Regions from separate parts of the Homo sapiens genome. Here region 2 is linked to region 1. A link is a loop called in an ENCODE intact Hi-C map of the cell type or tissue named here. Cell type or tissue: transverse colon. All regions are shown on one strand. Links, peaks and the distances in the headings refer to the core of each region. The heading gives the core; the rest is flanking DNA.

Region 1 (11,157 bases), core at 53-2,552:
TCAGCACCTGCCCTGGGCCTTGGAGCCTGAAAGTGCTAAGTGCAGTGGCAGCCCTTGTCCCCAGCTAGCTCGGGGCTGAGTCTCCTGACCTCTGCCCAGCCTGGGACAAGGTCCTTCACCTCCTGAGGCCAGGTAGCCATTGACCAGGGCTTGCTCCAGGCCTGGCTTCCTGTCCTAGCCAGCACGTGCCCGAACCCAGCCAGCACTGGGCTCTAGTGCCAAGCTTTAAGCTCATTCATGCTCAAAAACCTTTTGCCGAGGTTCCTTATCTGGCTGCCTAGGGCTGCCTGTCAATGCAGCTCTGACTGAAGTCCTATTAGAGATTGGGGAAAGTAAGGGGGGCGAAGGGGAGGGGAAGGAGGAAGGTACCGGGAGAGAAAAGGAGGGAGAACACAAACTGATGGGGAGGGAATTCAAGATGGCTTCCCGTGCCTCATCTCAGTGATCCCCACAAAACCTGGAAAGGTAGGGAGGTCTGATGTCCTCATCCACACATGACGGAGACACATGAGGCCAAGAGGAGCGGAGAGACCTGGTCCTCCCAGATGTCCTTCCTCCTGTCCACCCATCTCAACAGCCAGCCCCTCTGTCCGCTCTCCACCTCTCCTCCCGGTCCTCTTCCATCTCTCCCCATATCACCTTGTCCACCTCCCAGCTGGTGAGAACTGGCAGGCCCTGGGGAGAGGAAGAGAGGGAGGAAGGGGAAGGGAGCCTCCCACAGGAGAATCCAGACTCTCCCTGGGTTCCATCTTTAGGTGCAGCAGAGGTGACGGGGACTGTGTGTGCTTGCGTTGGACAGCACACAGGTGTGCCTCTGAGAACCCGTGGAGCCAGGCTCATAGGTCTGGGCCCGCGGTGGGGCCGGCGGTGGCCCTGTGAGCGAATGCTGGAGGAGGGCTGATGTGGCTCTGCACATTCGAATGAACGTGCGGAGGAAAGGAGACGCACACACCCGGAACATGCAGCCCTCGGGCACGACTGAGGTCAGTGTGTGGCCGCGAGCCCCGGACTGTGTGGGGTCAGTGTGTGTGCGCGCGTGTGCACGGGACTTTGTGAGCCCGCAGACCTGCCGCTCCTGCAAGATCCGACACGCAGACACAGCGACCCCTGCTGGCCACACCGCCCCAACCACGGCGCTTGTCAGCCCCAAGCCCTAGCTGGAAGCCTGCCCAAGGGCCAGGCGAGGCAACCTGCAGGAAGCTCAGGGCCGGTAGCCCCCTCTGACTTAGTGCCTTGCCTGCCCCCGCGGGTTTGTCTCCCAAGGGTCCACTGTCCACCCTGCCGTGGCCCCCATTGGGCTGGAGGAAGAGCCCATCCTCCTGGTCATGGCTGTGTCTGTACCTGAGTCTCCTGGAGACTGAGCGGAGAAGGGCTCCCCTCTCTTCTGCGCCCCACCCGGATAGCGGGGCGGGGATGCATTGGGATAGGCTGCCTCAAGGTGGCCCCAGGGGACTCAAGCATGAGGGACTCCCTGTGTCCTCCACTCCACCCCCATCTGGCTAGAGCCCAGACCCAGGACTTGTGGACGACGAGGCGCCACGCTGTGGATTCGGTGGACGACGTCGCCCTCTGCTGGCCAGAGCTGGCACTTGCAGCCCGGCTCCCCCAGCCCGGGGCAGGTTGGAAGAAGTGGGAAGGGACACGGTGGGTGGGGGGCTGCTCCTTCCCTGGGCTCCCGGGGTTCTCACACGCAATGCCACGTGGTGTTTACTGTAAGCCTATGGGGCGGACATGAGTGGCTGACCTCTCACTTGTAGATGCTTAGACTCTAAGTGTGGAGAAGGCTGGGGGGTCTGCCACTCCTCACCCCAGCCCCTGGGACTGCCTCTCGCTGGCCAAGAACTACAGCTTCCCCTACCCCTTCTCAGTCCGTCTCCTGGCCCCGCTGGACAGGCGCTCAGGTCCAGACACCCCCAGGAGGGCAGAAGCATGTGGCTGGGGCCTCAGACTAGGCAGGCACGTGTGGGTTTCTATTAACACGACTATACTGAGCACTCACTCCAAGGCGCCTGACCATTTGTACAAGCGTTTTACCTCCAGGCGTGGTCTCATTTTCTCCTCACGACAGCACATAGCACATGAGGTCGGGAAAAGTACCCCTGTTTTGCAGATAAGGTCCTTAAAGCTCAGAGAGCTTATGTTGCCCCAAGTTTCACGGCCAGATTGGAATGAGGGTAGTTACTGACTCCAGGCTGGGCTCACTGCGAAGCTGGGCTATGCGGAGCTGTTCACTGCATGACCCCCCGCCTTTTCCTCACAGAAAGCTGACTGGTCCCAGGCATCTCATGCCCTCATCTGGTCCCCACAACTATCTTGTGAGGAAAGTGATATTTTATCCCCATTTTACAGATGAAGAGAGGGAGGCTCTGAGAGTTTAAGGAGGTTACCTAAGGAGTGTCAGTGACAGTGGGACAAGAGCAGGCTAGGACAGAGCTCAGGCCCAGAGGAGAGGACGGTGGGGACACTGGTGGGCCAAGGCATGAGAAGCCCTGGAAAAGGGGGCTGGGCCACATGTGGCTTCTGGGGGGGTCGGGGGGCTGCTCCCTCTGGGCACAGGCTCCCAGCAGGACACCTTTTTGAAAGACCAAGGTGCAGAGAAACGAGCCCAGGGCTGTGATGGAACCTGGCTGGTCACCCCCTTGCCATCTCGAGGGGCTGCGGTTGGCTCACTCCTCCGCCCTGCCTGTCACACCCTGGTACTCCCCTCAAGTGCCAGCCAAGCCCTCCTCAAGTGGCAGGGACTTGATTGACATGGCTGAGGGGGAGGGGTGGAGGGTGACTGCAGTGAGGACCCCTCCTTCCTGGCCTCTAGCTCTATTTTGATATTCGGTCTTCTCTCAGTCTCTCCCTGCTCTGTTCCCATCTCTCTGATTCTCTGGGCCTCCCATGGTCACAGTCTCCCTTTCTTCCCACAGAGCACTTGTCCTGGGGTCCCCTGGTACCCTGTGGAGATCGTGGTGGAGGATGTGGGATGACAAAGAGGAGAGGCAATGGGCCAGAGTGTCTCAAGGCACTCTGAGGAGAGACAGAGGTGGAACGTGAGTATCAGTGATTTATTGGGTAGCCCCCACTCTAAACACCAGCAGCCCCACGCATGCATCCTCACCAGAAATAAATAAGGCGGCATTCAATGAACCAGTCTGTCTTCTTCCTAAGGAGCTCTGGGGAGGGTCTGCCTCTGCCCACCTAGGGGCTGGGATCCCTTCAGCTCTTGAGGAAGGGTTGGGGAAGGTGGGGGGTGCAGGCTGCAGGCCCGCCCTTTTCTGGCCTGGCCCTTGCAGCCTGTGAGCTTGGCACTGCATTCACAATCTCTGAGGTCTGTCCCAGAGAGACCTGTCCCCAGCAGACCCCAGCCCCTGGCCCCTACCCCAGGAGTCCCATCATGGGTTCCTTCTCCCCTCTCTAACTGTGCAGCCAGGGTGACCAGCTCCTCCTCCTCAGCCAAGAGGACCGGTTGTGCAAAAAGGAAGCTTGTGTTAGGTACTTTTTCTTCTTTTCCCCCTTGGCTCAGGGGCTGAGGGGCTGGCCCCTGCCTGACACTGGTCAGCGGGTGGTCAGCTCCATGGTCTTCTTCCGCTCTTCCCGCTGCTCCTCCCAGTCCTCGTCAGGCTCATACGTGCCTTTGATGATGGCCACACGCTCACTCAGGCTCAGGGAGTTGGGGAAGAGCAGGTAGAAGTAAAGGATGGCAGCCAGGACCGCCCCCACGATGGGCCCTACCCAGAAAACCTGGTGGAGACAGGGCAGGAGTCAGGGCGCTGAGCCCCAGACCTTGAAGACCACATGCCCCCCACCCCACAGAGGACAGACCCACGGACCCTGAGAGGAGACAGACATGCAGACTTCCAGACCTTCAGGGAGAAAGACTTCCTCCCACCTCGGGGACGAATATACTGACACACCACTCCCAGGGACAGAGACATGGACCACAGACACCTAGACCCTCAAAGAAGGCAAACAGATTCCCAGAGGGACAGGCTCCCTCCAACCACACCGGAAAGAGAAGCAAATAAACCTTCAGAGGGGACACGTGGGTCCTCAGAGAGACGGATGAACAGAGCGCGTGTCCCCTCCACGCAGGGATAGAAGCAGACCCTGGAGAGAGTGACCATGAGCTTCCAAAGGGGGGGCAGACAGACTGTCCACAGGGACAGACCCACAGGAAGACTCTCCCAACCCCCTCAACAGGGACAGATAAATAAAACATCAGAGAGGACCAGCACGCAGACACCGAGGGGGACGGACACCAAATCCTCAAGGGAATTGACACAGAGCCCCTCTGCACCTCCAGGTTCAGTAGAGCCTCTTCCATAAGCGGATAGATACTCAGACTCCCTGTCCCCAGCGGTTCAGGCCATACAAAGCCACCTCTGCCCCTCTAGCTGAATCCCATCCCCTACTGTGTCCCTTTCTCTGTCAGCCACCACTCCGTGGCCCACCCCCAAGCTCTAGACCCACAGAATCCAGGTCTGGTGAGCTCTGAGCTGCCACTGCTGGGTCTCCAGGCCCTCATCTCCAGGGAGCCAGGGGAAGGGACAGACTCACCCAGTGAGCGGGGCTGAACCGATTCATGACCACCGCAGGGCCAAAAGAGCGGGCTGGGTTCATGGAGCAGCCAGTGAAGTAGATCTGGATAGAGACAGGGCGGTGGAGAGAAAGGCAACATCCTGGTCCACTCCCACAGAATCTGGACTCTCTCAAGGTTACACTGCAGTCCAGGGGCTCAGCCAGGTCTCAAACTCAGGCTGGCAACCTCTCCCTCCAAGGATCCCAGCTGCTTGGTTAACCATGGACCCTTAACTACGCCCTCCTCTCTTCTCTGCTCTGAGGTTGGGTTTGATTCCTGTCCCATCCCACCTCCTACTTACTCCCATCTTTCCTCAGCCCAGAGGTTTTGGGGGGATCAATTCTGGGGCCCAGTAGGGCCAGAGTCCAGGAGCCCTAAATCCAGGCCTTAAACTCTGCTGGACTCATCCATCTGAAGTGGGCTCCGCTCCAGGGCTCCATTATTTGCCTTGAGTGCCTGCCCCACCCTCACCCCAGCCCAATGTCGGTACTGCTCACTCCGACAAGGTGGCCCAGGGTGACAGACAGGCCAATGGACAGGGCTGGGGAGCCCACAGGGCTGGTGCGGCGGGAGTCAGTGGAGGCGAAGATGCAGAGTGCCAGCTGGAAGGTCAGAATCAGCTCCACCACCATGGCCTGGCCCTGCGTTGTGTTGTTGTTGAGCTGCAAGGGGATAGCGGGTTAGGACCCCGGCCACCTTCTGGCTGTATAGCCAGGGGCTCGGGGAGTAGGGCTTTTGGCCTCCAGGGACACTTAGAGCACCTTGGCACCTGGAAGCCAAGTCCTGTGGACATCGCCCCAGCGAAGCCATTTGTTAAAGACACTGTACATTTCATAGTTTGCACAGGCTTGAAGCTCAGGCCTGTGGCCAAAGGGCAGAGCGTCAGGGTAGCTTTTCCTGGACACGGGCCTATCAATGGCTCTGCCCAACCCCCAGCCCCCATAAGCTGGCATTTACCCTCCATCCTGTGGGCAGCTGCCCGGTTTGCCTGCCTCACACCCCATCCCGGCCTCCTGCCCGTGCCTGGCCCCATGCCAGTGCCAGCCTTAAACCCGTCTCTCCAGTGCGGCTGACTCACAGCTTGACAATGGCCAAGCAAATCCTCCTCTGTGTTTGATTAATGAACCCAGTTTGCATGGGGTTGGGGGCTGACTCTGGGGCTGCAGGAGGTGGGAGGGAGGCAGGGGTGCGGGGTTGAGGGGAGGAGCACAGGTTGGGGAAAGAGGGAACCAATACTCAACAGAAACTGCTCTGCACTGGCCCCACATTAGGGGGTTCCTATCTACGGTTTCTAAATGTGAGCCCCTTGACACCTGCTGTGGCAGACACAACCATCCCCATGGAGGCGCTGAGAACAATGAAGCACAGACAGGCCAGGGTCACCCAAAGCCGTGATGACAGCCCGCTTTTCTCTGGTGGTTCTACTCAACCGCTCCACTGAGGTGATGGGAGAGGTGAGGGGCCCAGGAGGAAGGTGGAGCTCAAAGGTGAGACAGGAGGAGGCAGAAGTTTCTGGCAGGAGAGGAGGGGTAGCAGGCATTGGAGAGAGACCAGGGTGGGCCAGCATGAGGGGAGGGGGAGAGGAGGTGGGCAGGAAGGGAGCACATATCAGCCTGGAGAGTTGCCTTCCTGGCCTTGGGAGGCTCTTGCCTTCCTGGTGAAGGGTGTGGGCTGGCCCACTCTGCGGCACCCCTTTTTTCCAGGTGGGGTAAGAGGCCTGGTCCTGAGCCCACCCCAGGGTCGAGGCTCCCACCCCCCCCCCAGGGCACTCACCGCGTTGACGGCCAGATTGCCCCGGGCATTGAGCGGTGCCACACCGTAGAGGATGCCAGCCCCGGCAATGGCGCCCACCAGCTGGGCCGCCACGTAGAAGAAAGCCCGGAGCAGCGAGATCTGGTTGCCCACCAAGAGGGCCAGGGTGATGGCGGGGTTGATGTGGCCGCCGCTCACGGGTCCCAGGGCCTGGGCCAGCGTGCCTATGGCCAGGCCAAACGCCAGCGCGATCTGCAGGATGGTAGGCAGCGCCGACGGCCACTTGAGGGCCGAGCCCAGGCCAAAGAAGACGAAGATGAGGGTGGCCAAGAACTCTGCGAACACGGCCTTGAGGAAGGCCACGGAGCACACCTCCTTCTTCATGGTGGCCGCGGGGGCCCGGCGGCAGCTGCCGCGGCGGGGGGCGCCCGTTGGGTCGCAGGCGGCGGAGGAGGTGGATGCGGCGGGGGCGGGGGCCTGGCTGCGGGGCGCCGCGCACTGTCCCGCGCCCACTCCGAGGCTGGCGGCCTGGCGCGGGCCCTGCTGGGGCGCGCTATATAGGGGGCGGGCGGCCGGGCGCGGGGCCGGCGCGGGGGGGCAGGGGGCGGCTCCTACGCTCGGGGGCCAGCGCGGCGCGCGGGTTGGGAGGCTCCAGGCCGCTGCGGGCCCGCCGCTCTCCGTCGTCCAGCGCAACCCCGGCGCGACCCCCGCCCCCCGGCCGGGGCAGCCGCCGGCCCGTCCGGGCCACGTGACCCAGGCGGCGGTGTAGACCGGCCCAGCGTCCCGGGCCCTGCGCATGATGCGCCCAGGTTGGCTCCCGCGCTCTCCTCGGTGCCGTGCGCCCCGGACTCCCTGGGAGACGGGGCTCGGTCCCGGCGCTTCACTCCGACCTCGGGGCGTCTAGCTCCGCCGGCCTTTACCGCGCTCCGTGCGCGGCCTTCCCCTTTTCTTCTCTTCGGGCTTTTGGTCCAGCTCCTCCTTTTCCTCCTGCGACCGGAGCATCCTGACCCGCCTCACCCCCGGCTGGGTCGGAGTGATGCTCGTCCCGCAGGTCGGCGCCGCTCACCTCCCTCACCGCCGGCGGCGGGGGCGGGCGGCCGGGCTGGGTCCTGCAGGGCGGTCCGGCCGTCCGACGTGGGCCGCTCCCGGCCTGGGCCGGGCGAGCTTCTGGGCTTGGAAGGCTGGCGTTTTGGGAAAAGTGGGCACCGTGCCAGCCTGCCCCGACGCTTCGCAATCCTCGACGCCCGGTAGCTGGGCAGTACCTGGACTAGGCAACGGATCCCCGGAGGCGCCCTCTCCCAGGCCGGGGTTCCCCTTGTCGACGGGACGGGACGGGGGTGTGACGTGAGGCCTTGAGACTCTGGGAGTTGGAGTGGGGGAGCAGGGGGGGTAGAGACGCACCACTGACCTCCCAAGCGCGGTCTTGGCGTCTTCCCTCTTCCTGCTAGAAGCCCCTCACCCTGGATCTAAGACTCTCCTTCTCTTCCTCCACCTCCCCTAAGTCTCCTTCAAACCCTCACTTGGTCTTGATCTCTCTCCCCTCGAAATCTGTTTCTGTCAGTCAGTCTTTGCAAAACCCTATTTCTCTTTTTGTCTCTGTCTTTGGTCTCTGACCCTCTCCCTCTGCCAGCCTCTTCCTCTCGGTCTCTCTCCGAGAGGTCTCTTTCTCATTTCAGTCTCTCTGTTCTCCACCTCTCCATCTCTCTCTCTCTCACACCTTCTCATTTTCTGTTTTTCCTTCCTGCCTTTTGCTGTCTTAGTCTCTCTGTCTCTCTCTATTCATTTCTCTCATCCTGCAGTTTCTGTCTCCTGGCTATTTTCACCTTTCCTCTGCCTCTTAATTTTTGTGCCTTTCTTTGTTTCTGTCTGTTTCTACCTCATTTTCCATGTCTCTCTCTCTTACATGTGGTCTTTCTCAGTCTCCCCAAAGTCAAGTTCTTCTACCCCTGGTCTGGGTGACACTTTCTTCCAGTTCCCATCCCCCTTCCCTCTGAGCTTGTAACCCCTTTGTGACCTGCTGCCTCCTCGCACACCACCCTCTCCCTCTTCCCACCCACTCCAGGTCGGGCATGTGGAGAACGAGGCTGGAGGGCTCTCTAGGGCTTAGAGGGGGAGGACCCACCCCCAGGATCCCGGGAGAGGAGCTGCATTAAAGACTCCCATCCCCATGTGTGTTAGAGAAGCCCTTAGCACAGTGCCTGGCACAGAGTAAGGCTCAGTAAAGTCTCCTTACGTTGTGACTGTTAATTTTAAAAGCCCCTTGAGGGTTTAGTGTGGTGCTAAGCTAGGGGGAAGAGTCCAGCGGGAGGGTGCAGAGGAAGTAGAGAACAGGTGCCTCCTCTGTCAGTTTGTCAGGCAGGGCTGAGGGGAGGAGCCTGCAGGAATGCTAAGGACTTGGAGGAGCGGGCTCTGGGCTCTGTGGCAGCTAAGATGCCAAAGAAAACAAGGGCTAAAGAAACCCCGCTATTGTTCCTGCCCAGCTCTGGCATTTCCTGCTGGAGCAGCTCCTCCCCCAGGTCTCTCCTCTTAAGGCCGGAGGTCAGTCTGTCCTTTCTTCCATGGGTCCCAGCGCTTTGTCCCCAGCCAATCATGCCAGCTGTACATGCCAGTTGTACGCAGGATTTTCTTCTGGGCCTGGGACTTGGGCTGGACAATGACCCTGATGACCCCAGAGGCCATTGGGGGCCAGGCTCCTTTGCTGCTGAACTTGCCTCCAGTTCGCACCCTTTCACTTGCTTTCTCATCCTCTCTCCCCAGGCACTGTCTTCATAGTCCACAGGTCTCAAACTCCAGCATCTCAGAATGAAAGGATTCACAAGTGCTCACAAGAGGCTTGGCTGCCAGGGGAAGCTCCGACCTGAAGATTTGAACTAATGAGGGACTATAAAGGCCAAGACCTTGTTCTTGCCATTTTAGAGATTCAGAATATAATCTACAAAGTTAGAGATTATAATTGGCCTCCACTGTGTGATTTGATTCCAAGCTACCCATGAAGAAACCCAGACTCAGAGGTCACTTGCCTAGGGTCACACAGTGACCTGAGATGGGAACCACAGGTCGCCACATAGACTTGGTCATCAGGAGTGGGCCTGGTGAGGCCAAAGAAGGAGATTTCATCTGTCAAGGTTACTCACACAGGGCAGCTGATTCTGTTTCCTAGGGCCTGTGTCTTAGGCTCTTCCATCTCTCTAACCACTAGAGTCCCTCTGTCCTCAAGTCATCACAGTAAACTCCCATTATGTCTCGGAATTCTCTTTGCCCAAGCACTCAGGCCCTGCCCTGGCAGCTCCAGAGGAATGCCCGGGACCTTTGTGAGCTGAGTGATGGGTCTCCCCATTTGTGGCAGGGGGAATTTGAATGTCTTAGGGAGAGCCCTTCCCCTCCTCTCCTGATATGGGGACTTCTGAGTTCCCTGGGAGAAGTTGAGGGCTGGGGTAGAAGTGGTAGGGAGCTCCGCCTGTCTTCTGGTACCTTGGGCTGTATTTCTATTACCACTGCCAAGTTGTGGAAGAAACAGTACTTATTGGCAAATGAGCATTTATTGAGTGCTTATTATATGCAGAGCAGTTGAAGGAAGGTAGATAGGAGAACGCCATCCAAGAACTGGAAGCAGCCCTTGTCCCCAAAGGGCTTACAGTCTAGCTGGGAGGCATTGTATATATACAACATCACAGCTTAAAGATACAAAACGACATTGAAGCACCATTTGCAGGTGCAAAGTCATTTGGCACAAAGTGGGAGTATGGGACAGCTCAGAACCTTCTCTGTCCCCAGCTTAGGGACCTGGAGGTCTGTCTACCTGTCTCCATGCTGCCCTGCCTCTGTCTGGTTTGGTGTGTGTGATCTCTGTTCTCTGACTGACCGGGTGCTCTTAAAGGGCAGAAACCAGCCCCACATTCTTTGTCCTCTCTACCCTGCTGCCCTCGCCAAGGCTCTCCGTCCACTGCAAGACAGTGGGTTGGGCTGGAAAGGCCCAGCCATGTGTTCTGGCTTCTGCCAGGGCCTCCCAGGAGCCTAGGATTTGTCTCAGTGGAAAAATCATGGGATTTTGTGTAAAAAGGTCTGAGTTCAAGTGTTGGCTCCACCATATACTACCTGTGAGACTTTAGACCAGTCCCTTAGCCTTGGTTTCTGAATCTGTAAAATGGGAAGAACAATATTTGCTCTACCTTTGTCACGGGGTTGGGAGATAATCACAGGGGACGATAAGGGGAAGCTTTGGAAATAGCAAAACCCTTCATGGCTGGGGGCCTTTGTCCTTCCCTAACCTATCTGAAGTTTGAGGAAGATCAGATAAGTCCGTGCATGCAAGGCACCCAGCACAGCAGCTGGTACACAAGAGATGCCAGGAACTGCCAATTTCCCTCCACCCCTGGAGTTCCATCACTTGGAATCCTTTTTTGACCTCTGACTCCAATCTGGGCAATAGAGGCTAGAAATGGTAGGGATTTCACATTTAGTTTTTGGGGAGATGCAATCCAAAAAGTGAAACAGACATAGAGAGAAATTCTTGGCTTCTTCTAGAGGAGTTTGTTGGGGTGAGGTGGGGTGGGGATGAGGTGCCTGAGACACATCCATGCTGGGCTCATAGCTCACTGCCTTGCTGCCTTTGAACCTCTAGAGCAAGGACACTCAGGTGCCAGGAGGACAGCTCTGGAGGTCACTTTGGTTTCTGACTCCACCCTTCTTCTGGTAGTGAGGCCAAGTGGCTGTCACTAGCTATTGGGGGTTTGGGAGAGTCCTCTCCATAGCACATATGGCCCAGGGCAGCCTTTTTTGGACCTCAAAGAGAGCTTTGGTCAAGGAAGACAGGAAAGAGCATAGATGAGAGGGGACAC
Region 2 (15,867 bases), core at 8,213-10,712, 220 kb before region 1:
GCAGAGGTTGCAGTGAGCCGAGATCATGCCACTGCACTCCAGCCTGGGTGACAGAGTGAGACTCTGAAAAAAAAAAAAAAAAAAAATATATATATATATATACACACACACACACACACACGTATATATATGTATATATATATACATGTATATATATATCATATATACATGTATATATATATCATATATACATATATGATATATATGTATATATATATCATATATGTGTATATATATCATATATACACATATATGATATATATATACTATATATATATAAATTTCTTGTAGGTCACAAGACAAAAAAGAAAAACATATATATGTGGATTTCTAGCATCTCCCCAGGCTAGTTTACTGGACACTGAAAACCCTACAACTGAAATAGAATGATGAATTAAACAGATCTCTAGTTAATCCTACCTTAAAATTTCGGAGAAAAACTCCTTCTGCTTGAATCCAGAAACATTCTTTTTTTGCAATCATTTTTCTGGGACTAGAAATGTTTCTGAGAAATGTTTTTGACTAGGTTTATGAAACATTTTTTTGAAAAATAAGCCTTAATATTTTAGTACTTTGTTGACTCACCTCTTCATTTTGGCAGGAAAGTAACTCATGTAGTTGGAATTTCAATGATTATGAAAAAAACTTCATGGAGCCCTTTTCCATAATCTTCATCCATTGGTATCTGCTATAGAACTGACCAAAAACAGTGTCAGGTTACATGTATACACAAATGCGCGCACGCGCGCACACACACACACACACACACACACAGAGTACAAAATTTCTGCCCTCACATCTCCCCCTTTTTCCAACTTCAGTTGAAACACTTCAGAAAAAGTTATTAGGAATGTTAATGACCAAAAAGACATCTAAGTCTATAAACGGCCTTTAAAAATGACAAATGGCACAAGGAAGAAAGTTCTTTATACAGAGTGGTTTGGATTTCTGCTACGTGTGGCAGAGGGTAAGAAAGCCTCCTCACTGAGAACCTGATTTCTGACAGGACCAGAGAATACCTGAGCCATAGTTGTTAGTGTTCGAATATTCTTCAACAGAAAAGCAGTGTTTTTCCTGGTGTTGGAAGGATCTGTCATTAATGAAAGTGCCCAAACTTTGCTTTTCGGAAGAACACTTTCCAAGACATTCCATGAGATACTGTAAAATGTCTTCCTTTTGTAACTCAAGCAGGTGACTCCCAGGTTAAGAGTGAGGTTCAACAGCCTGTCCATCCCAAGCCACTAAGTCCAGATTCCAGAGCCTCCAGTCTTTCTGAAAGTTCTCCTCCCAAAGCAATGAAGGTATGATGGCAATTTCTCTCTGAGCCTTTGGACATTGGTCTACTGGTAGAGCTAATTGTACCTTTTATGATGATGATGTTGATTATAACCTGGTTTTGCTTTCCTGTGGATGATAATGCCACAGAAGAGCACACTGAAGCCAGTCGCTTTCCCTGGAAATCTTGCTGCCTCTGCTCAGGTCTTTGGCCCGGGAGCGAGAAGGCTCACTAATGACTCTCAGTTTGAACTCTGGAAAACTCATGAAAGTTTTAAAATAATGTCGGTTTTTTTATTTTTGTTTTTGTTTATTTATTATTATTATCTTTTTTTTTTTTTTGAGACAGAATCTCGCTCTGTCACCCAGGCTGGAGTGCAGTGGCATGATCTCGGCTTACTGTAACCTCCGCCCCCCCATGTTCAAGCAATTCTCCTGTCTCAGCCTCCTGAGTGGCTGGGATTACAGGCATGCGCCACCATGCCTGGCTAATTTTTTTGTATTTTTTGGTAGAGACAGGGTTTCACCATGTTGGCCAGGCTGGTCTCAAACTCCTGACCTTGTGATCTGCCTGCCTTGGCCTCCCAAAGTGCTGGGTAAGCCACCACACCTGGCCTTGTTTTTGTTTGTTTGTTTGTTTGTTTTTGTTTTGTTTTGAGACAGAGTCTCGCTCTGTCGCCCAGGCTGGAGTGCAGTGGCGCTATCTTGGCTCACTGCAAGCTCCGCCTCCCGGGTTCACGCCATTCTCCTACCTCGGCCTCCCGAGTAGCTGGGACTACAGGTGTCCTGCCACTACGCCCGGCTAACTTTTTGTAGTTTTAGTAGAGACGGGGTTTCACCGTGTTAGCCGGGATGGTCTCAATCTCCTGACCTCGTGATCCGCCTGCCTTGGCCTCCCAAAGTGCTGGGATTACAGGCGTGAACCACTGCGCCTGGCCTGTTTTGTTTTTTTGAGACAGGGTCTTGCTCTGTTGCTCAGGCTGGAGTATGGTGGTGTGATCACGGCTCACTGCAGCCTTGACCTCCCAGGCTAATGCAATCCTCCTGTCTCAGCCTCCTGAGTAGCTAGAACTATACGCACATGCCACCATGCCTGGCTTTTTTTTTTTTTTTTTTAAGAGATGTGATTTTGCCATGTTTCCCAGGCTGGCCTCAATCTCCAGGCCTTGGGTGATCTGCCTGCCTCGGCCTCCCAAAGTGCTGGGATGGGATTATAGGCATGAGCCACTGTGCCCAGCCAGGAAAAATCTGTTCAACTAAAATCAGCACATTGGACGAGATGTGCAATTTCACCTTAAAGATAATGGCTTCCTAATCTGCAGAGCTTGATCTTAACCTGTGGTTAGCTTTTTTTTTTTTTTTTTTTTTTGAGACAGGTTCTCACTTTGTCACCCAGGCTGGAGTGCAGTGGTGTGGTCACAGCTCCCTGCAGCCTCTATCTCCTGAGCTCAAACCATCCTCCCAAGTAGCTGGGACTATAAGCACATGCCACCACACCCAGCTAATATATTTTTTACATTTTTATAGGGATGGGGTCTCACTATGTTGCCCAAGCTGGTTTTGAACTTTTGGCTTCAAGTAATCCCCCCACCTTGGCCTCCCAAAATGCTGGGATTACAGGTATGAGCCACCAAACACACCTGGCCCTGTTGTTCCCACTTTTTTTTTTTTTTAGGACCTGTTGTTTACAACAATGTCATTAACATTTTTAACGAAAGAATGTGTCCACTGGAATGGGGGCTGGCCAGCCCATTTTCTGAAAAAAAAAAAAAAAAAAAAAAAAAAAAAAAAAAAATGAGGCCGGGTGTGGTGGCTCACGCCTGTAATCCCAGCACTTTGGGAGGCTGAGACGGGCGGATCACCTGAGGTCGGGAGTTCAAGACCAGCCTGAACAACATGGAGAAACCCCATCTCTACTAAAAGTACAAAAAAAAAAAAAAAAATTAGCCGGGCATGGTGGCACATGCCTGTAATCCCAGCTACTTGGGAAGCCGAGGCAGGAGAATTGCTTGAACCTGGGAGGCAGAGGTTGTGGTGAACCGAGATTATGCCATTGCACTCCAGCCTGGGCAACAAGCATGAAACTCTTGTCTCAAAAAAAAAAAAAAAAATGACATTCAAGCAACACTTATACTAAGGGTATAACATTAGATATTAAGAATTGAGGCCAGGCACGGTGACTCACAGCTATAATCCCAGCACTTTGGGGGGCCGAGGCAGGCGGATCACGAGGTCAGGAGTTCGAGACCAGCCTGGCCAACATGGTGAAACCCTGTCTCTAAAAATACAAAAATTAGCTGGGCGCAGTAGTGCGTGCCTGTAGTCCCAGCTACTTGGGAGGCTGAGGCAGGAGAATCACTTGAACCCGGGAAGCAGAGGTTGCAGTGAGCCAAGATCACACCACTGCTCTCCAGCCTGTGTGACAGAGTGAGATTCCATCTCAAAAAAAAAAAAAAAAAAAAAAAATTGGCCAGGCATGGTGGCTCACACCTATAATCCCAGCACTTTGGGAGGCCAAGGCGGGCAGATCACGAGGTCAAGAGTTTGAGACCAGCCTGGCCAACATGGTGAAAGCCTGTCTCTACTAAGAATACAAAAATTAGCTGAGCATGATGGCAGGCACCTGTAATCCCAGCTACTTGGGAGGCTGAGGCAGGAGAATTGCTTGAACCCGGGAGGTGGAGGTTGCAGTGAGCCAAGATCGCGCCACTGTACTCCAGCCTGGGCAACAGAGCTAGGCTCCTCAATCTATAATCTGCTTTTATTACCCAAGTTTTAAAAGTCGTCTTTTCCTCTTCTATGGGCAAATATATATTCCCATAAAAATAAGCCAAAAAATGTTTATTAAAAATGCAAAACTTATTTTAGGTTTGTTAGCTGACTTGTTTTAATTGACTAGCTTGCTAATGAGGGGCTACTTCACTCGTTTGGATTACCCACACTTCTTTAGTGTCTTTCTCCTCTAGTGCTCTTTTAAGTAGCAGGGTTGTGTTTCAAAAGTTTTAGCATTTGAGAGAAACTCAATAAATAGAATGAGTTTTAAGGTGGTTTGTGCTGCTCCCAACTCATGCTCATATCTGCCGTGCTTATACCTCTGACTGTGAGCATGATTGGTCCACAGATAAAAGTTTTACTGCACACAAAGTATGAAGAGGAGGGGACATCAGGGAGGGTTTGGAACAAAAGGAGGAAAGGGGAGAATCCAGGATTTAAAGAGTGGATTTAAAAGGTGAGCAAGGTGAAAAAGATAAAACATGAAAATTTTAAAGGAGGCAGAGATTTATGAGAAGAGTAAGGTTTATTGAAAAGGAACAAAAGGTAAAGAAAGCAGAAAGAGAAAGCAAGTCCAGGAAGAATGGGCGGGGTCATGGTGATTGAATCTGTACATGTGCTCCGCATGGCTGTGTTCTGGCCTTGAAGGTTGGCTGATGCTGCCATCAGCACTTTCTTTGTCAGTATCTGGAGTCTCACAAAGTAGCAAACCCCACAGGGTTACTTTCCTCTCTGACAGCAATGCTGCCTAGATGTGAGTGCTCAGGTTGTGGTTGGGGATCAAGAACGGCTAGCAAATCTAACTTGGTGATGGATTCTGTGTAACCCAGGACCTGGGGAAATACAGGAACTAAAATCTGTTCTTGTGACTATTTGAATTCTCAATGCAGTCTTGCATCCCTCGTTCAACTGCTTGGCCAGACTTCCTTGTACTGGGTGGGGATCCCTCCCCACTCAAGTTCCACGGGGTGAGCGGATGAGTGGTGTGTGAAAGGGCACACCTCACTTAGGTCTCCTTTGGCACCAGGGAGAGGAAACAGAGGTAAAGCTGTCTCTGTCTCTGCCTCAGACCCATGCCTACTCCTTTGGCACTGGTCACTCAGCAGTAGAATAGTAGTATAGTAGTAGACGGCCCTATCTGCATAGTCACACACCTCGGGTTTTGAGCATTGTGTAATGACCAGAGTAAACTGGCCTGGCTGTTTGCCTCTGGTCCACAGCTCAGATGATCATGGTGTACAGAGCCTGGTGGAACCCAGTTACATCTCCACTGTTATTTAAGGGCAATTTATTTGCTCTTCCTCAGAGTTCCCCTTTACAGTCTGCAGGCAAATATACAGATACTTTAGTAAATGTTTATAGGAAGACCTGCTGGCAGAACTGGTCTCATGGCTGCAGACTATGAACAGAAGTTGTTTCTCCACTTTGGGAAATTACATACAGCTAAGAATAAACTTGTTCACTCAGAATAGATTTTTGGATCCCACACATCCTGGAAAAAACTGTTTCTTAGTGCCTGTCTGTTATTGAAAAGAGGACATCTAAGGTAGAGATTCAATTCATTTCAAATTTTAGCTTAATAAAGTAAAAAGAAATGATAGAGGTCTTTAAGGATTCTGTACACTTTGAACACTGGCCACAGAGCTTACTTGGTAAGACTTGGTACCAATGAAGTTACAGGTTCATTCTCAAAAAGGGTGTCGTTCTGAGAGCAGAGCTTAGTGGACCCTGTGAGAAGTATCAGGCCTTTCTACTTCAAGAGACTCAGAGATCTCTTAGGCTTTATGTCCTCCCATTTGAAAGAAATCATCCCCTAAACGTTCCCAGAGGAGAGGATAGGGAAGGAAGAGGCAAGGAGATGTGACTGGCCCTAGGGAACAACTGTCTGCCCTCACTGTGTACGGGACAACCAAGTCCCAGGCCTCCTCACAGCGTTTTGCTGATGAATGTTGAGAGAGAACATGGCACTCTACGTGAGAGGGCAGCACACACTGCACTGCCCCTCTCGGTACCCTGCCAGCTGTTCCTCCCCCTGAAGACACAGTGGGAGGTTTTATGCTGGCTTGCAAAGCTGTCAAAATTATGCTAGAAGAGTGTCTAGAATCTTTTCTCACTCACTCACTATTACTGCCTTTTCAGAGGACTGTCCTTTCTTCTCTGTGTAGAGCACTCTATTTAAGATATGAATATTCCCCAAAATGCTTTCATAGAGTTTCACAGAAAATTAGAGGAAGGGTTAAGGCTGCACAGGGCTGGCCCAACCATTTGCTGTGTGGTGAAGAATTTCAGTTTCATTACCTAGATATTTTACACAAATTGGAAGGAATGAAAGGCATTTTGTGGTATTCTGAGGAATAGAGGCTTGACGTCAATACAGAATTTTCATCTTCTTTCACTATGTCTAAAGGCTAGTTAACATCAATGTCTGTTGTCAGCTGCTCCCCCCTACCTCCCACACACACCACAACTGGGGCCTTTATTAGAGTAAAAAATATATGAGACAAGAGGGTAAAAGAATGTAAATGAAGCCATGCAAATTTGTTAGAAAAACAGCTTTAAGTAGATGGTAATCAACAGAGGGTCTGTAATATCCCTCAAACGGGAAAGACAGTATTTATGAACATCAATTATTTATAGATTACCTCATTCACTCTAGAATATCCTGAAGATATTATCTACACATTTTTATTTGAAACAAAGGGAAGACCATAGTTTGTTCAAATTGCTGTCGTGGGATTAATTTCATTTGGGTTAGCATCTGCTCTCCTCCCCAAAGAGTTTCCCTTGGCTGTGGAAATTTAACATTCCAGGACAATTTAGAAAATGCTCTCTTGGTTTGTGAGTCAGGAGTTCTGAGTTTGTGCAGTGAGCAGGTCTATGCAGACCTACCCACAAAGGCTGAGGGAGCTGAAAAGCCAAAGAAAGAGGCTGACAAATCCAGTTTCTCAGAAAGAAACATTTAATAAGAGCTTATGAACAGAAGTGATGTCTAGGAGGCCATGAGACAGTGGATCCCTGCACCAGCCCTCCAGAAAATATCCTTTATATAGCAAGGTTTTAGGATAAAACATGTGCAGCTAGTCACGCTTGACTTTCTTGCAAAACTTATCACTGGAGCGATTGGATAAGCATCTTTATGAGGGGTTGTCTATGCTCTGGGCACTACCCCTTTATGAGGGATAATCTATGCTACAGGCATTGTTTAAAGACTTTGCTGCAGAACAAACCACCTTGGTATGCAGGAGTCAAACCACCAGTTAGCATGGTGGTTTCACTCCAAGATGGCATCACTCCTGCCATGCAACAGGCTGTTTTCCTACAGTTTTAATTCTATTTCTGTTATTGACTATGTGAACTTTGATAAGACCTGGTGTTTAACTTTCTACTTGGTAGGGGCAAAATGGTGGGAGAAGGGGAATGAAAAAAAAAATCTCTTACTAACTGAAAAAATATACTGTGAAGATAAAAAATGTCTAACATTGTCGTATTGGCAGTGTTTTAAACATGGCTGTGCCAAGTCTGAGCATGCCATGAAGGCATGGGCAGGATGTATGCCAGGCCTGTGATAATGGTAGAGATTTTTAGGCACTGACTATGCTTCCTGTTGTCTGAATAGACATGGGGGCAATTACAGAAAAGTGGCTGAGAGCCCAGGACATAGAAAATAAAGGGGAGGCACAGCCGCAGCCGCTGTGAGTTGGCATTTTACCATGTCGGGACCCTCTTGTCTTTATGAAACTAGAAGGGGCCCTTAGGCAGCTGCTGCTGCATAAACCTTAAATAATATTGAAAAGGGTTGATGTGAGAAATGAATAGGAATAATGGGACTCTGATAGGTCTGGCTAGTTAGAAGCTCAAGGTTAGTCAATTATGTGAGCTAGCAATCTATTAACTTGATGTTAAGGAGGAAGACAGACTTTTTGCTCCATGTGGGTGAAGGCTCTATTAAAGAGAGAGCCGATGTGGGTCAGGTGTGGGAGGTAGTAAGCCACTAAAGAATTGTTAATGAGACACTCCTTGTGTGGGTGAAGGCTCATAAAAGCTCGCTCTCCTGAGCTGGGATATGTTCCAGCCTCAGGTAGATACGAGTGAGGCTGATTTTGCCATGATTAGCAGAGTTACTTAAAAAGGAAAAAAAGAAAAATGTGGTCTTATTCTTGGATCTGAGTCTCTGAGTTTCAGCTCAGCTGCAGTAAAGCTCTCCAGGGCACGCCAAATGCTGTGTATTCATTGAAGGTTCCTGTTTGTCTCTTCCAGCTTCTGCCTCCTGCTCCTGGTACCTAATTTCTGCTCCTGCCTTCCACTTTCCTCCTAATGTGAGCTCAACTTTCAGCTTTCTCACAGGTTCTCCTTTCCTTCTGTTCCCTGGGCTGCTTCCCCCTCCCACAGTGTGTGCCTCCCCTCCGTGTGTTTGTGATGGAGGAGTGCTCTGCGTCCTTCAGTTCCCCTTTAGCAGAACAGTATCCATCTCCTCTTATCCCATGTGAAGTTTCTGTCTCCTGCTGTGTCTTTACTGACCAGAATGAGCACTTACTCTCCTACATCTATTTCAAGTGTTAAAAAATACAGAATTCCGGGCCAGGCGCAGTGGCTCACACCTGTAATCCCAGCACTTTGGGAGGCCAAGGTGGGCAGATCACAAGGTTAGGAGTTAGAAACCAGCCTGACCAACATGGTGAAACCCCATCTCTACTAAAAATACAAAAATTAGCCGAGTGTGGTGGTGCACGCCTGTAATCCCAGCTACTCAGGAGGCTGAGGCAGGAGAATCGCTTGAACCCGGAAGGTGGAGCTTGCAGTGAGCTGAGATCGCGCCACTGTACTCCAGTCTGGGTGACAGAGTGAGACTCTGTCTCAAAAAACAAAACAAAACAAAAAAAACAAAAAACGCAGAATTCCCTTTCTGCAACTGAAAATGATTTTTAATCTGATAAATACATTTGTCCTACTTTTACATTATGTGAATTGTGATTTGTACAGGCTCTCTCCAGTAGCATCCATTATACTATTACACCAAAAATTTATTCTGCTTTTTAATATCTCTCCTTTTGTTGTTGTTGTTTTGAGACAGAGTCTTGCCCTGTCTCCAAGGCTGGAGGGCAGTGATGAGATCTCAGCTCACAGCAACTTCTGCTTCCTGGGTTCAAGTGATTCTTGTGCCTCAGCCTCTCTGGTAGCTGGAATTACAGGCGCCCGCCACCACGCCCAGCTAATGTTTGCATTTTCTGTAGAGACAGGGTTTCACCATGTTGGCCAGGCTGCTCTGGAACTTCGACCTCAAGTGATCCACCTGCCTTGGCCTCCCAAAGTGCTGGGATTACAGGCCTGGGCCATCGCACCTGGCCAGTGTATCTCCTACCTAGACAAAGACCTAGTCCTTTTAGAGAAAACTTAATTAAAACTCTGCAAAGATATCTCCATTTAGCAGTGTCCATATAAGAAAAAAAGAATTCTGAACTCCAAATACGATAATGTGTTAATTACTTGCAACAACATTCATTACAATAACATTTGGTTATATTTAAATACCTCCCTTATGCTAAACTAGGTTGTAACCTGTGGTCTTTTGATTCTTTAGATGTTTCTTTTTAGGACATTGCCCCTAGAATAAAGCAGAGTCCTGGTAACTAGCCATTTCCACTCAGCTTTGTTCCTTCCTTCTTAAATCCCTTGGGCACTACTTGGGAGTTTACCACTAATTTTATTAAACTTCCTTTTATAGATTTCTTTATTTTCATTTTATGCACATTTTCTGCTCTCACTTCCTGCCCAAATCTACTTGGAAAACCATTTTTATTTTTTGCTTTACCTCCTAGTGAATCATGTGGCAAGTGAACCAACAGTCTGAATTTTTTATGGGCCTGTTTTGGGTTTTTTTTTTTTTTTTTTTTTTTTGAGACCAAGTCTCACTCTGTTGCCCAAGCTGGAGTGCAGTGGCTCAATCTCGGCTCACTGCAACCTCTGCCTCCCAGGTTCAAGCGATTCTCCTGCCTCAGCCTCCCGAGTAGCTGGGACTATAGGCACACGCCACCATGCCCGGCTAATTTTTGTATTTTTAGTAGAGATGGGGTTTCACTATGTTGGCCAGGCTGGTCTTGAACTCCTGACCTCGTGATCTGCCTACCTCAACCTCCCAAAGTGTGGGATTATGGGCGTGAGACACTACACCCAGCCTATTTTGGATTTTTTTTACTCAAAATTCTATCTTGCCCATAACCTGGTTCATTTCAGGCTTAACTATCCAGGTCCTGGGCCTTGGGATTAATTTGCATTACTTACCATCATGTGTTTTCTGGTGAGAGCCCAGGCTGATCATGGCAGCAAAAGCACCTCCTAATTGCTGATGAGAGCTTCCTGGCCACCTAAGCTGTCTCCCGCATCTACTGGTTGAGGTGTTTGTGTTGGGCAAGTCAAGGGTTAACTCCCATACACCTAGGGACTTTGCATTCCCATCTACTCCCCACCCCTTAGTAGCCATGTAACTATTTCTTTTCTTTATTTTTTGAGATGGAGTCTCACTCTGTCGCCCAGGCTGGAGTGCAGTGGCGCCATCTCGGCTCACTACAAGCTCTGCCTCCCGGGTTCACGCCATTCTCCTGCCTCAGCCTCCCGAGTAACTGGGATTACACGAGTGTACCACTACGCCTGCCTAATTTTTGTATTTTTACTGGAGACGGGGTTTCACCATGTTGGCCAGGCTGGTCTCGAACTCCTGACCTCATGATCCGCCCACCTCGGCCTCCTAAAGTGCTGGGATTACAAGCATGAGCCACCGCACCTGGCCCATGTAACTATTTCTTATCATGTGAAAGCTTATAATATTTTTGGAGTTCTGGCTTTTATCAGTGCTAGAATACCAACTGTTTTATATTCTTTAGGATTGAGTTTATCAGGTAGAACCACTGTGCCCATGTTTGTTCCAACTTTACAAACAGTTCATGAATTCCCAGTCATTAATACATTAACCAGTGTGTTTCCCATTGCATTAGTTTTTCTCTCCATTGGTTTTTAGAAATATTATAGAACCTATAGCTTTAATGGGCTATGCTTCCCTCTGGTGTCCTAATAAAATACTTTGTGTCTCTTATAAATTGTTCCACTTGTGTGTCAGTTTTGACTTGTTTAAAAATAGTATGTCTAGTTGATTGAACAAATCAAGATTATAAGCAGAGCAGAATAAAAGGGGCTTTACTGAAATGTCTTTCCTAATTCCCAAAGCCAAATGCTCTTCCTCTCCTTGAAATTTATCCCCTTTAGAATCTGTCTTGTGTTTACTTGGCACTTGAATCAAACTTCTTTCTTCTGTGTGTGATAACATTTTCTCCTAATCCCTGCACTCCCCCCCCCGACCCCTTCCCCCATCCCCTGCTCCTAACATTTTTTATGTGGGTCGTGACTTGTCTAAGCCATTCTTTGTAATCCAGACGTAGCTCCACCTATCCTTGGTGGCTGCTACATTTAGAGCAGCCACACAGTTTGGGAAGGGAATATCAAGAGAGCCTCTTGGCTTTAAAGAGTCAGCTGATAGAATTGTAGCAGGTTTAGTGCTCCATGAGAATTGACTGACCAGCTAAGGGAGCCCTTAGACAAAGTAAATTCTAGGGTCCATCTCAAGACAGTGCTAACTCATCGCTGCCCATGCTAAAGTTGTCTTTTTGTTTTTCCTAGAAGTTTCAGGCACCTGCAAGAGAGACCTGCGTGGAATGTCAGAAGACAGTCTATCCAATGGAGCGTCTCTTGGCCAACCAGCAGGTGTTTCACATCAGCTGCTTCCGTTGCTCCTATTGCAACAACAAACTCAGGTAAGTCAGCCCAAAACAAGCCATCTGTCTATAACTGGAACTCTAGAGGGAGTCTTTGGCTTTTAGAGCACTGGTGCTAAAAGCTACTGTGCTAATGATATTCTGTTGAAGGCTCTTGAATAAAGTAAAAAGCATCATTTAGTGACAAGTCTTTCATACCAAATAATGATGGTGTTTGGAACTTCTTGGTGTATTGATATGTTAATTTACATGTTAGGACCGAAGCTTAAATAATATGAGTTGCAGGTAAACCCCCCTGTGACCTAATTTAATAGAATGTTTTCCCTTGGTATCACAGAATCACAAAGTTAAGAAATCTCAAGAGGTTACTTGTTTAAGCCCTTACTTGTCTTAACCACTGTATAAATGATAATAATGGCAATAATAATAGCCCCTGGAGAGCATGTCTTTTTCTCTATGTTGCCTCACTTTATTTCTGAGAAAATAGTTGTTACATATCATTTCTTCCAAGTAACTCAAAGTGCAAATATAAATGTGACAAATCGGGGAAACATTCCAAATTAACTCATTTTAATCATAGAGTCTTACAGAAGGAAGTAACCAAGATGTCACTTTCTCCAGCTTTCCTTTCTGAGCAATCCTTCCTAAAATACTCTTGAAAGATGTTTTGGCATCTGTGTGACATTTCTAGCTATTAGATAGCTCTAGCTAGACAGCTTCTCCAAACATGCAGCCAAAGTGTACCTCAGTCACTTCCACTCATTAGTTCTTCTGCTGCCCACTGTGTTAATTTTTTTCTCCAAAGCACCTTTTTTTTTTTTTTTTTTTTTGGATACAGAGTCTCACTCTGTTGCCCAGGGTGGAGTGCAGTGGCGTGATCTCAGCTCACTGCAACCTCTACCTCCTGAGTTCAAGCGATTCTCCTGCCTCAGCCTCCCAAGTAGCTGGGACTACAGGCGCCCGCCACCACACCCAGCTAATTTTTTGTATTTTTAGTAGAGAAGGGGTTTCACCATGTTAGCCAGGATGGTCTTGATCTCCTGACCTCGTGATCCACCCGCCTCGGCCTCCCAAAGTGCTGAGATTATAGGTGTGAGCCACTGTGCCTGGCTTAAAGCACCTTATTTCTTTTGTGGAAGTGCTGCCGTTTTATACCCCCTTTAACATTTGTCACTCTTCAGAATGGTTCGTAACTTAAGGGAAAAAACTTTAAAAAGATAAAACTTATCATCCTGCAAGAGACACCAAATCTCCTAAAGGCTTGTCTAGGACTGACATTAGGGAAAAACTACCTCCTGTCAACTCCTCACCATTCTTCTATTAATCAAGCTTATATCTAGGTGTGGATATAAGGATCACACCTGTAATCCTAGCATTTTGGGAGTGCCCAGGTAGGAGGATCACTTGATGCCAGAAGTTCAAGACTAGCCTGGGTAACATAGAGAGACCCCATCTGGTTTTTCTTTTTGAGATGGAGTCTCACTCTGTTGCCCAGGCTGGAGTGCAGTGGTGTGATCCTGGCTCACTGCAACCTTTGTCTCCCAGGTTCAAGCGATTCTCATGCCTCAGTCTCCTGAGTAGCTGGGATTACAGGCGGGCACCACCACGCCCAGCTAATTTCTTTCTTTTTTTTTTTTTTTCCGGAGATGGAGTCTTGCTCTGTCGCCCAGGCTGGAGTGCAGTGGGATGATGTCAGCTCACTGCAACCTCCACCTCCCAGGTTCAAGCAATTCTCCTGCCTCAGCCTCCCGAGTGGTTGGGACTACAGGCGTGTGCAACATGCCTGGCTAATTTTTGTATTTTTCATAGAGATGAGGTTTCACCATGTTAGCCACGCTGGTCTTGAACTCCTGACCTCAGTCAGTCTGCCCTCCTCGGCCTCCCAAAGTGCTGGGATTACAGGTGTGAGCAACCACGCCTGGCCAATTTTTGTATTTCTTAGTAGAGATGGGGTTTCACCATGTTGGTCAGGCTGGTCTCAAACTTCTGACCTCAAGTGATCTGCCCACCTCGGCCTCCCAAAGTGCTGGGACTGCACCTGGCCGGAGATCCCATCTCTATGAAAAATTTGGGGAGGCTGAGACTGAGGCTGGAGGATCACTTGAGCCCTGGAGGTCAAGGCTGCAGTGAGCTATGATCATACCATTGCACTCCAGCCTGGGTGACAGAGCAAGACCTCCACTCAAAAAAAAAAACAACAAAAAATGGCTGGGTGCAGTTGCTCATGCCTGTAATCCCAGCACTTTGGGAGGCCGAGGTGGGCAGATCACGAGGTCAGGAGATTGAGACCATCCTGGCTAACAAGGTGAAACCCCGTCTCTACTAAAAATACAAAATATTAGTCAGGTGTGGTGGCGAGTGCCTGTAGTCCCAGCTACTCGGGAGGCTGAGGCAGGAGAATGGCGTGAACCTGGGAGGCGGAGCTTGCAGTGAGCTGAGATCGTGTCACTGCACTCCAGCCTGGGTGACAGAGCGAGACTCTGTCTCAAAAAAAAACAAAAATGGCTGGGCGTGGTGGCTCACGCCTGTAATCCCAGCCCTTTGGGAGGCCGAGGCGGGCAGATCACGAGGTCAAGAGATCGAGACTATCCTGGCCAACATGGTGAAACCCCGTCTCTACTAAAAATACAAAAATTTGCCGTGCATGGTGGCACACACCTGTAGTCCCAACTACTCAGGAGGCTGAGGTAGGAGAATCGCTTGAACCCAGGAGGCAGAGGTTGCAGTGAGCTGAGATCATGCCACTGCACTCCAGCCTGGCGACAGAGCGAGACTCTAACAAAACAAAACAATACAAAAATTAGCCAGGCGTGGTGGCGCACTCCTGTAATCCCAGCTACTCAGGAGGCTGAGGCAGGAGAATTGCTTAAACTTGGGAGGCGGAGGTTGCAGTGAGCCAAGATTGTGCAACTGCACTCCAGCCTGGGCGACAGAGCGAGATTCTCTCAAAAAAAGAAAAGAAAAAGAAAAAAAAAATATATATATATATATGTATTTATATACCGTTAAGAATAGAGTTAATTCAAGCACAAAAGCTTGATGATGGCTACCCAGAAACACTGACTCCAAATGAATGGGGTCAGCATTCCAAAGTGGAGAAAGTTAGTTTCACTTACACAGAAATTTTAGCAAAGATTATGACATTTTTCATATAAGACCAGTGCATATACCACAGTGATTTGATTGGGTACAGATTGGTACATTCCAAGGAAGATTATCACTCGCAAAGAAGGGATAGTGATCTGAGGGGGTCTTATCTCTGGTGCCCTTTGGTCTTCATAATTTATAGTGAAAAGAAAGAGTTGCAGCTACATGCTGTGTGACCCAGGTTGCATAGCCACATTCCTCTCAAGGCTCAGAATGATTTAAAGTTTCTATTACTGTTGGTTTTTTTTTCTTTTTTTTTTTTTTTAAGACAGTCTCGCTCTATCACAGTGGCACAATCTCAGCTCACTGCAACCTCTGCCTCCCGGGTTCAAGTGATTCTCCCACTTCAGCTTCCCAAGTAGCTGAGACTACAGGCATGTGCCACCACACCCAGCTAATTTTTAAATTTTTTGTAGAGATGAATTCTCACTATGTTGGCCGGGCTGGTCTCAAACTCCTGGGCTCAAGCGATCCTCTCACCCTGGCCTCCCAAAGCGCTGGGATTACAGGCATGAGCCACTGCACCCAACCCGTGCTTTGTGTTATGATAAGAAAACAAATGTGCTAAAATGGGGGTAAGGAATTCCTGGTCACTGAAGGGCTTTTAAAGATCTTTTTCTTACTTGGCATCTTCTGAAAATACTGGAATTGCCAGATTTTAGCCTCCTGGTATAAGTGAGAATGTGAAGATTTGCTAAGTTTATGCTTTTTTTCTTTTAATGACAGTCTAGGAACATATGCATCTTTACATGGAAGAATCTATTGTAAGCCTCACTTCAATCAACTCTTTAAATCTAAGGGCAACTATGATGAAGGCTTTGGGCACAGACCACACAAGGATCTATGGGCAAGCAAAAATGAAAACGAAGAGATTTTGGAGAGACCAGCCCAGCTTGCAAATGCAAGGGAG

What was found. Hi-C counts contacts between places; a loop is a spot of excess contacts. Peaks named below come from ENCODE experiments on the same cell type or tissue, not always from the same donor. Only the 100,000 strongest peaks of a DNase experiment are listed, where the experiment ranks them.
Region 2: it touches region 1 in a loop (4-fold over the local background); 39 of 110 quality-filtered maps call a loop at or near these places.

Annotation. Positions count from the first base shown.
Region 1 is chr12:49,957,564-49,968,720 of GRCh38, reverse strand. It overlaps LOC105369764 (a long non-coding RNA gene), which reads left to right. Exons shown (of 3, transcript XR_001749143.2): 2 at 2,916-3,038; 3 at 3,802-4,219. AQP2 (aquaporin 2) reads right to left here. Exons shown (of 4, transcript NM_000486.6): 4 at 9,843-11,157. AQP5 (aquaporin 5) reads right to left here and starts at 6,849. Exons shown (of 4, transcript NM_001651.4): 1 at 6,341-6,849; 2 at 5,065-5,229; 3 at 4,546-4,629; 4 at 3,039-3,729. The coding sequence starts at 6,703. The coding sequence ends at 3,544. AQP5-AS1 (AQP5 and AQP2 antisense RNA 2) reads left to right here and starts at 5,938. Exons shown (of 3, transcript NR_110591.1): 1 at 5,938-6,054. RefSeq lists enhancers at 1,401-1,695, 1,468-2,091. In transverse colon, for the core only: CTCF peaks have their summits at 1,130 (motif pointing left), 1,344 and 1,543 (motif pointing left); DNase peaks (open chromatin) are centred at 1,120 and 1,500; H3K4me3 peaks cover 982 bases; H3K27me3 peaks cover 927 bases.
Region 2 is chr12:50,177,886-50,193,752 of GRCh38, reverse strand. LIMA1 (LIM domain and actin binding 1) reads left to right here. Exons shown (of 11, transcript NM_016357.5): 9 at 1,192-1,301; 10 at 11,716-11,849; 11 at 15,684-15,867. Among named protein-coding and RNA genes, the nearest start is that of CERS5, 18 kb to the right of the region's middle. In transverse colon, for the core only: no CTCF peak of the experiment used is centred there; a DNase peak (open chromatin) is centred at 9,271; H3K27ac peaks cover 349 bases.